2 separate regions of the Mus musculus genome follow, and region 2 is linked to region 1. The links are chromatin loops, found by intact Hi-C in ENCODE. Cell type or tissue: left cerebral cortex. All regions are shown on one strand. Each heading gives the region's core, and the rest is flanking DNA. Links, peaks and the distances in the headings are about the cores only.

Region 1 (4,398 bases), core at 312-4,311:
TTTGTTTCAGTAGTATGCAGATGTTCTTTTATCAATGGTAAAATTATATAGCTTGAGGATTGCTTGAAAATAATTTTATTCGTAGTAAATGTTTAATTTGTTTATCTATTTATATTCCTATGTACTAAAAATACATAAAAAAAGTTTTTAGGCAAAATGGGACTGTGTGTGGGGAAATTTCAACAAATTATTTTACTTTAATCCATCCTTATTGATGACACCTGGGTCTTTTTATCGCCTCCATTTTTGTGTGACTCCCTTTAAGTAAGCACAAGTCATGTTAAGGCGGGCTGGGACCTGTCACCGACAGAGGATGAATGGGCTATCAGGCTCTACACTTATAGAGATAATCTATGCACATGCCTATCACAAAACTAGGTGAGAAAATGTTAAAAGAAAAATCAAGTTTGTAGCAACATCACAATCGAAGCTGGGGACAACAGAGGTGAGACAATTCAGGCCATAAATAAAAGATTTTAGCACCAGTAAGGCAGGCTACCAGGGTCAGGTAGAGAAAAAAAACAAAGTTTGATTCTAAATCCTCACTCTCTCAATAAGACCTGGCTAGGTGTAGCTGAATGCACCCTGGGGATTTATGCAGTCTGAGGGCCTAAGGAGACTGCAGAAGGATGGAGCTAGACAGTCAAAAAGCACAGAGAAATAAGCCAGGCTGTGTATTTGGTCTATCAAATGGACCCAATACTTTTGGTTGCAATGACACATCTTGAGGCTATATGACTTGAACAACATGCATTCGCAAAGAGCATAGCTTGTTTAACTTTAATATCTCACCGAATGTTCTGGGGAATCTTAGTTAAATGTTGATTCTAATTCAGCAGACCTGAAGCAGAGGACTGTGTTTCTGCAGCCCATCTCTACCTGATTCTGGTCAGAGGAGTTCTGGTGTAGCAAGGACTTGGGGGATGGGGTGGGCTGGGGGACAATGTTACTGCATTCTTAAAATAATCAAGCACCTTGCAGAAACTTGTCCGGTTGTCTGGATCTTCCCCATTCTTTAGCTAATTTAAGGGAGCTTTTTATATTTGCTGAATGGTTTGATGCCCTTCAGAAAGGTAATTTTGCAAAGATGTAAAGGTCATGTGGTTTCATGTCGCCTCATCTTTTCCCACATCCTGTCCTATAGAAAGGACTGATATTCTAAGACTGAAATTAGGCTGGCATTGACCTAGCAAAGCAAGAAGCACACATACGTAGCCTGTTACCTGGGAACAGAGCAGCAATTCTTTCATAAATGAATGTCAATGAGGTATAATTTTCTGCTGTAGCAGAATTTCTACACCTGACAGTATTCCTAATATACTTTAATTAAGAGGTTAATCTGTTGTAGAAATTGCTTTTCTCTGAAGCCACCTGAAATCAATTTAAACTCAATTACAAGTGGTTAGCTATTGTTTATGTGGTTAAAGATTAGAGAATACATTTTTGCTTGTCAGGAGCCATCAGAGCAAATTTTGAATGTCACGATCAGAGGAGAGCCGAATAGTTGAGTGCTCTTTAATGGGCATGGAGAAACCATTAGAAACTGTAATCAGTCATATTTGATGACTTGACCTTGGGACTCAGCTAGAAAAGGGTCTAATCATGCCTGTCCCCTAAGTGCCACCAAGATTGCTCTGCTGAAATTAATTGATCATTACGTGCTTTCTGAGAGTCTAATATACCCTATTTGATGGAATATAAATTGCAAAAATAATCTGTAAATTATATAACAGGCTCCAGAATACATTTGCCCTCTGTCTCCTTAGCAGATATTAAATCTGACAGCTACTTTCAAAATGATCAAAATTGCTTAACTCTTGGAATGCTCGAGTTTTACAAAGAAGCGAAAACTACATTTTGGGGTATGTGCCCAGTATATAAATTGGAATTTTACACCATTTTCTTGAAGAGATGAAAAGAGATGGTATGGGAAGGTTCTCTAGTGGCTTTGAGTGTATCCTTTTATTCAATTGCTTCATAAGGTTCTCAGTTGCTATCAAAAATTTGGATGTTTGTCAGAGACGAGGAAGCTGGTTTGAAACCTGTCTGCTTCAGGGCTGAGTAGATGGGAGGATGTCATACCCCTCTAACAGGCCAGCCGCTTTGCTAGTATGCTAGCCTCTCGCCCGATCTAGTCACTCACAAAGTGCACTCTGCTGGTTATTGGCAAGTTCAAGGTTACCAGTCACCCTATCAGATGTCATAGCGATGACTATAACTACTGGATCTGTTTGCGTACACGCCTTTTGAATCCTTACATTATCATGTACACATTTCGCCACATTTGGCCAAAGTTGCTGAAAGTCTCTTTCTAGAACTCTTCTTTTCCTAGGGAGGGCAAGAAATTAAAAAAGAAGTTTCCTTTGGGGCTGACACTTATGTTGCAAATAAACCTTCCAGGATTTTTTCCACGAATGTTGAATGGGTAACAACTGAGAAGAACTAGACCATCTGTTCTTGCCTAATTGGCATCATAAGGGAAGACCACATTTCTGGAGCCTTGGAAGAAGAACGTGGGATGAAGTAGGCTCAGGATGGTGTTTTTCACGAGTCTGTTCCTTACATGCCAGAACAGAGGGTGGCTTTCCAGGAGAGACACTCTGGGTACTGGACCCTAGAAAGCTAAAATCTCGGGGGATGAATTAGGAATGACACTTATCTATAATGACTATAGTCATTATATTAGGGCTTTCACTTACACTACAAATCTAAATATTGGCTCTATCTCTCATCAGTTGTGAGCTTTTAAGTGGAGTTTTGCGTCTCTTATGATGGTTAATCTTTACTGTCAACTTTACTGGGTTTAAAGTCACCATGGAAACAGACTTCCAAATGTGTCACTAAGAACATTTCCAGATATGTTTAACTAAGGAAGGAAGACCCAACCTGAACATGGAGAGCACCAGTCCCCAGATTCAGAGTTAGTGAAAGATGGATCATGAGTGAAGTGTGACATGCCTCTGTCTTTGCTTCCGGAATATGCAGGCAGTGTGGTCTGACACCTTACGCTTCTGTGGTCATACCTTCTCTGAAAACCATGAACCCAAGGAAACACTACTTTCTTGGGTTGCTTTTGCCAAGTGTTTTATTCCAGCAATAAGAAAAGTAACAAATACGCTTCTCAAAACTCTCAGTTCTCCCAACTGTAAAATGGAGACAATAATGAGGATTACAAGGAGAAATGCACATAGCGTACACAGTAGAGTGCTAAACATGCGTACTTTCTTTGCTAGCTTCTTTTCGCTGTGACAAAAATACAACAGCCAGGGAACTCACGAACCAGGCAAGATGCATATGCTTATAGTCCCAGCTCAGAGGAGTGAAGTCAGCTTGAGCTACATATGGAGAACTTGTCACAAACCAAACGACCAACCAACAAACCAAATACAATGTAAGGAGGGGGGACTTCAGAAGTTTTTGGTGCCTCATAGCTACCAAAAGTGTGGCTTAATAGATTAGCTCACCTTGGGGCAGCCAAGAAGCAGAGAAACAGATAGGGAAGGGAGGGAGGAAAGGGAGGGAGATAGTTCTTCCTGGTGAACTTTTTCCCTTTGATTGCATCTGGGCCCTGTGCATAAGAGACGGGTACCATCAACATTCAGGGGTTAGTCTTTCTGGAAATGCCCTCATAGAGATACCCAGATATGTGATTTATTGGTCTTGTAGGTGCTTCTCAAACTCATCAAGGTCTCAATGAAGATAAGCCATGACACTAGCTAAGCTTTTATTCCAGTGATGCAACTTTGGTACCCGTCTTTTCTGAGTTGTACTTTGCACAAGCTGGGAAGGATATTTTTTTTTTCTGGCTTGCAAAAGGTTTTATATGAAGAGTCTTACAAAGATACTGAAATAAAACTGGATTTTGTTCTTCACAAGTATTCTAATGACTGAGTCTCTAGGAGTAGAATTGGGTAAAGTATAAAGAAGTATAAGAGTGGTTCAGGGTGTGGTCTGGCAGAGCCACAAACCAGCTCTGTAGGGTTGAGAGCAAGAATTCCTCCCTTCTGTGGCTCAATCCATGTGTACAATAACAGGGTCGACCAGATGCCTAACTAAGGTAGTTTAGGGCACTGAGAGTGCTGACCTTGTCTGTAAGACTAATTTACTGTTCCACCATCATGATGCAATAATCCATAGGCAGAGGGTGGTATGGGAAGGCATCCTGGGAAGTTGATTGATGCATGTCAGTGAATTCAGGTTAAACCTGCTGTTTACAATATATGATTGTGTACACATAACAATACTTGACAATACTTCACAAGGCAAAACTGGAAACCATATTTGCATTTCTTCTCTGTCCTGAATGATGCTGATACCCACAAAAGTCCCTGTGTGATCTACATACATGCTTTAGGAAATGTTGCTCAACTCCAGTGTGTCTCATCTCTTCAGGATTCC
Region 2 (4,398 bases), core at 298-4,297, 130 kb before region 1:
CCATCTTCTCCTAGCTGCCCATGAAGGGCTGAAACACCTGGGGCGCTCAGTCCAAGTTCTTCCTTTTCTCTAAGATATTTCTCTCAGGTGTGTGCCACATCTGAGTGATGAAAAGTCTGAAACAGTGTCATAAAGGTAATATTATCTTATTTAATGTCACATGTTCCTGTGTGCTGTGTACTGTCATTAGCCCTACAGATAAGGAAACTGAGGCCCTGAGATAAGAACTCAGATGTTCTTATTGAGAGCATTCCGAGAATCTCTGATTCCACACATAAAGCTACCTTAACTTCTCTGAGAATATAGACTCCGGCTTCCTTAGTATCACAGACTGGAACCTAGTTTTATAAACTCTTCGCAGGGGTTATCACATATTCAACAGATTTCTTGCTCAGCTAGAACGGCACCCTGTCAATTTTCCTGCTCAGGAGATAAGACTGTGTATCTGCAGGATCCATTCTCTCATGTAGACAACGAGGGCATCAACAGATCATAATTACCATCAAGACCGGGTACCCTCTCTGTGCTGTGTGGTTACACATATGAGCTCCTGGTATCTTACAACCCTGTGAAGTAAACATTATCAGTCAAATTATAGACGGGAAGACTGTATAGGTAGATGGTAAGACTTCCTTTAGCTGCTTCTGTGGTAGGTATTATCATTAATCAGTGGAGTAGCTGCAAAATGATAAAGTACATCAGAGAATAGACAGGAGTCCAGGTCTGTTTGATTCCAGGGCTTTATTTTATTTTATTTTTTTTATCATGAACCGTGACAAAAAGTGCGGGCTCAGAGCAGCTTTAGATAAAGAGAGACTAGTTTTTTCCATGGAGTATTTCATCTGATGGATTGTTTCCACTCCAATGAACTACAGCTCCAGTCCCCAATGCTACTCCAACGACACTAGGATTGAGTAGACTGCCACTTTCTGTACAGGGGTTGAATCCAGATGTTTTCTTCAGTGATGATGCCTCCATAACCAGCCAGAGACCTTAGCACAATTGACCACATTGGAGGTGTCATTGTGACCTTAGAGCCTAGCACATAGGCCCCAATTCCTGACTAAACCAGAACAAAGTCCTACCTCATCAAAGACCCAGTCCATAGTTCCAGGGTCTGGAATAGCCCCTTAAATGTACTAAAATTTTTTTTTGACTTCTTCAGTTTTGCTTCTTGCTAACTGTTCTTGTTAACTAAAGTGTGTCATCCAGGATGTGGGTTTAGTGCATAAAAGGCAAAGCATGGTGAAGTTTGGGGCTATACCATTTGGGCAAGTTTCCCACGCAGTTGTCAGCTGGCAATAGTCTTTCTATTCATCGTTAAGACCGTCTATGTGTGCTCTTTGGTGGAATTATCTTGCAACATCCCAGGCCTCCTGCCGGGACTCAGAGCACATTATTTTCTTATGCGGCACTTTTGTGTGACATAAGCAATTTAAAGGAAGAAGAGTTTATTTTGGGTAAGGATGTCAGAAGGTTCAGTCTACCATGGCAGGAACAGCTCACATTAGAGTAGAGAGGAAGTGGAGTGGAGTGGTGCAGGAAGATGTGAGTACAAGAAAAAGTCCTTCTACCTTTTACCACCTCCCCAGTGACTTCGTTCATCATCCAGTTGGTCAATAGAATAACCCATTTATTAGGTCAGAGCTCCCAATAATTTAATTATATTTGGGAGTCTCTCTCTCTCTCTCTCTCTCTCTCTCTCTCTCTCTCTCTCTCTCTCTCTCTCACACACACACACACACACACACACACACACACACACAGATAAGCTTCAATAATTCTGAGGGTGAGTTGTAATCTAATCTAGCTGACAGTCAGAATTAACCACCCCATCTGGCTCACTCCTGAGCCTCAGACAATGTTAGGCAAGCATAAAGAATGAACGGCAGCAGGTCTCGAGGCGTGTTCTGCATACATTTTCTTCTTCAGGATGTTAGCAGATGCTCATCAAGCAGGGAACAGGGTGCCCACTCTCTTACATAATGAGGCTGGACCTCTTTGCTCCTCGGAAATGTTCAATGTCCACTTTCTGCCTTCTGAACAGGAGCCTAGACGTTCTGGGTCTCCAGCCCTGAATATTACTTTGTATTTCCATTCCATTTCTGCTTCACTGTGATGCTTATTTTGGTGTTCTTGAGATGGACTATGTCTTTTCTTATTTATCCTTTGTTGTGAGGCAAGGCCTTGCTATATGTAGCCAAGGCTGGCCTGGAATTCTGGATGCTCCTGCTTCAGTCTTCCCATTGATGTGACTGTCAATGTCTACCACTGTACACTCTCTGTACACACTGTACAATGTCTACCACTCTTTTAAATTTTTCTTGATATATGTTTTACCTCTTATTGATGGGCATGTGTGCGTGGTACAGAGAACCATGCCCAAGTGAGCTCTTTGGACCACGTGTCCTAGGTCAAGTTTTGTACTGCAGAATGTTAGGGAGCTCTGTGTTCTGTGACTATCAAGAGTAGACTAGCCAGTGTCCTGCTTCCCTAATTCCTGAGGCTGAGGGCTCAGCTTGTTTGCTGCTTCTGCTTCTCGGTCTGTGAGACTCCCTTTGGAATGGGTGCCAGCGAGCCTGGAAGTGATGGGGAGGCCCCTTTAGAAGAACTAAAAGTTATTTGGGTTGCGTGGGAGGTGCGACAGCTGCTTTAGGAGGTCCTCACAGCTGAGCGTTCAAGGGATGATAGGTGTTTCTGGAAACAGGGAACGACTTCATTTCTGCTGTGCTAGAGCACTCTGAGGGGCTTGCCAAAAATCTCTTCTAAAAATGTGACTGTTAAGAACTTAATTTTCTTGGGTTGGAGAGATGACTGAGCAGTTAAAAGTATTTGTTGTTCTTCCAGAGGTCCTGAGTCCCTCAGGAAGATTCCATAAGGGTGAGGGTTATCCAGGGGATAGACAAACCTTGACAATAGGGACACTTATAGTAGATGACAAGAAGGAATCTAGACAGAGATAGGTCTTGGCAAAGGATAGAAGGGTTGGCCTTGTATAAGGAGAATTTTTTTTTTTAAAAACTAGACTTGGGATCATGGGTGCTGGTATTAGGAAGACACAACTTTCCATGGCTGTCAGAACACACCTGCCCTCGGGAGTCTGGGATGCATCCAACCTCCGCTGGCTAAGGACTGCAAGAGAGTCTGGCTCAAGTCTCGCCTGGATGTAGAGGTCAAAGACCTCACTCCGGAGAGAGAAAGGATTGCATGCAGGCAAAGAGTAACTCTGGGCTCCCAGCTATGCACATATTGGATAGCCATAAATAGCCTTGATCCGCACTTGAACTTGTCTGCCTAGAACTTGTTCTTCATTCTGTTCTCTACTCAAAAGTCACTTCCCCGTGGACTAGCCTGGGGCTATTCCTTCTTGCCTCTTGATGCCAGATGAAGAACAACATGAGCACTTGTTGCCTGCCTGTCCTCTCCGGACAACGAGTTCAGGGAGGATGGGGCTGCCTCTTTCTGACCCTTCTCTGTCACCATGTAGTCTCTCCCACTTCCATTAAGGAACAGCCTTGTCTGTTGGAAGAATGAGTAAATGAGCCTCAGCAAAGACCTTCAAGACTTCAGCCAGCTGACTAGAAACTGTGACTTCTGCAAGTTCAAAAACTCTCTGCAGTTTTAAGCTCGTCTCTTGATCTCAGTCAAAATAAAAGGGTTGTAGAGATGAAAAAAAGTGATATGGGAATATTCAAAAAGCAGATCAGCACCCCCATGCCATTTGGGGCTGGCTGTACTGCAAACATGAAATGCACTTTGAACATGGTCATCTGATGAAGCTGACAGAAGGGAGGCATCGAGCTATGCTCCCTGCAATATCACCCTTGAGCATATATGCTTGCCTGCTGCCTAGGATTCTGCCAGTCTAGCTATGCTCAGGTGGAGGTGATGGTAATGATGCAGGTGACTGTGCCATTACATCTTCGAGGAACGATCTCCTTGATACGGTGGCAGCAGAGCACGTCAAAGTGAATGCAGAATTCAGGTCGGCTAGGAGCAGTCGCTATGCTGGGAGAGTTCTTTGTTTCTCTCTGGCATGTGGGTGCACAGCCTTTGATGTTAGAATTTTGGCTCATTAATAACTAATTTACATTTCCCAGACAGCAAATTGTGATCTGACACAAATTTATAAAAGAACTCCAAATGGTGAAACTCTTTTATACAATGAATCCTTTGTGGGCTTTCCTCCCTCCTTCCCTCTCCCTCTCCCTCCCTCTCTCTCTCTCTCTCTCTCTCTCTCTCTCTTTCTTTCTAACTTAAGGAGTTTGTGATTAAAATTTTAATGCAATCATTGAAGTCTCCCGGGCTACTTGAAAATAAAGTACCATCGTATTTCCTCATTCTCAGAGATCATGACAACTGGCTGTTCCCCAGTAGATGCTGTAAATGTTACAACTG

The links. Peaks named below come from ENCODE experiments on the same cell type or tissue, not always from the same donor. Only the 100,000 strongest peaks of a DNase experiment are listed, where the experiment ranks them.
Region 2: a loop joins it to region 1, with 9 times the contacts of the local background. A loop is called at or near these places in 3 of 42 quality-filtered maps.

What each region holds. Positions count from the first base shown.
Region 1 is chr3:52,700,673-52,705,070 of GRCm38, forward strand. The region is part of intron 3 of Gm30235 (a long non-coding RNA gene); the gene reads left to right. Among named protein-coding and RNA genes, the nearest start is that of Gm22798, 20 kb to the right of the region's middle. In left cerebral cortex, for the core only: no CTCF peak of the experiment used is centred there; DNase peaks (open chromatin) are centred at 2,479, 2,799 and 3,256.
Region 2 is chr3:52,571,391-52,575,788 of GRCm38, forward strand. No RefSeq gene overlaps it. Among named protein-coding and RNA genes, the nearest start is that of Gm40047, 6.5 kb to the right of the region's middle. In left cerebral cortex, for the core only: no CTCF peak of the experiment used is centred there; DNase peaks (open chromatin) are centred at 1,387, 1,916, 2,638 and 3,943; H3K27ac peaks cover 506 bases.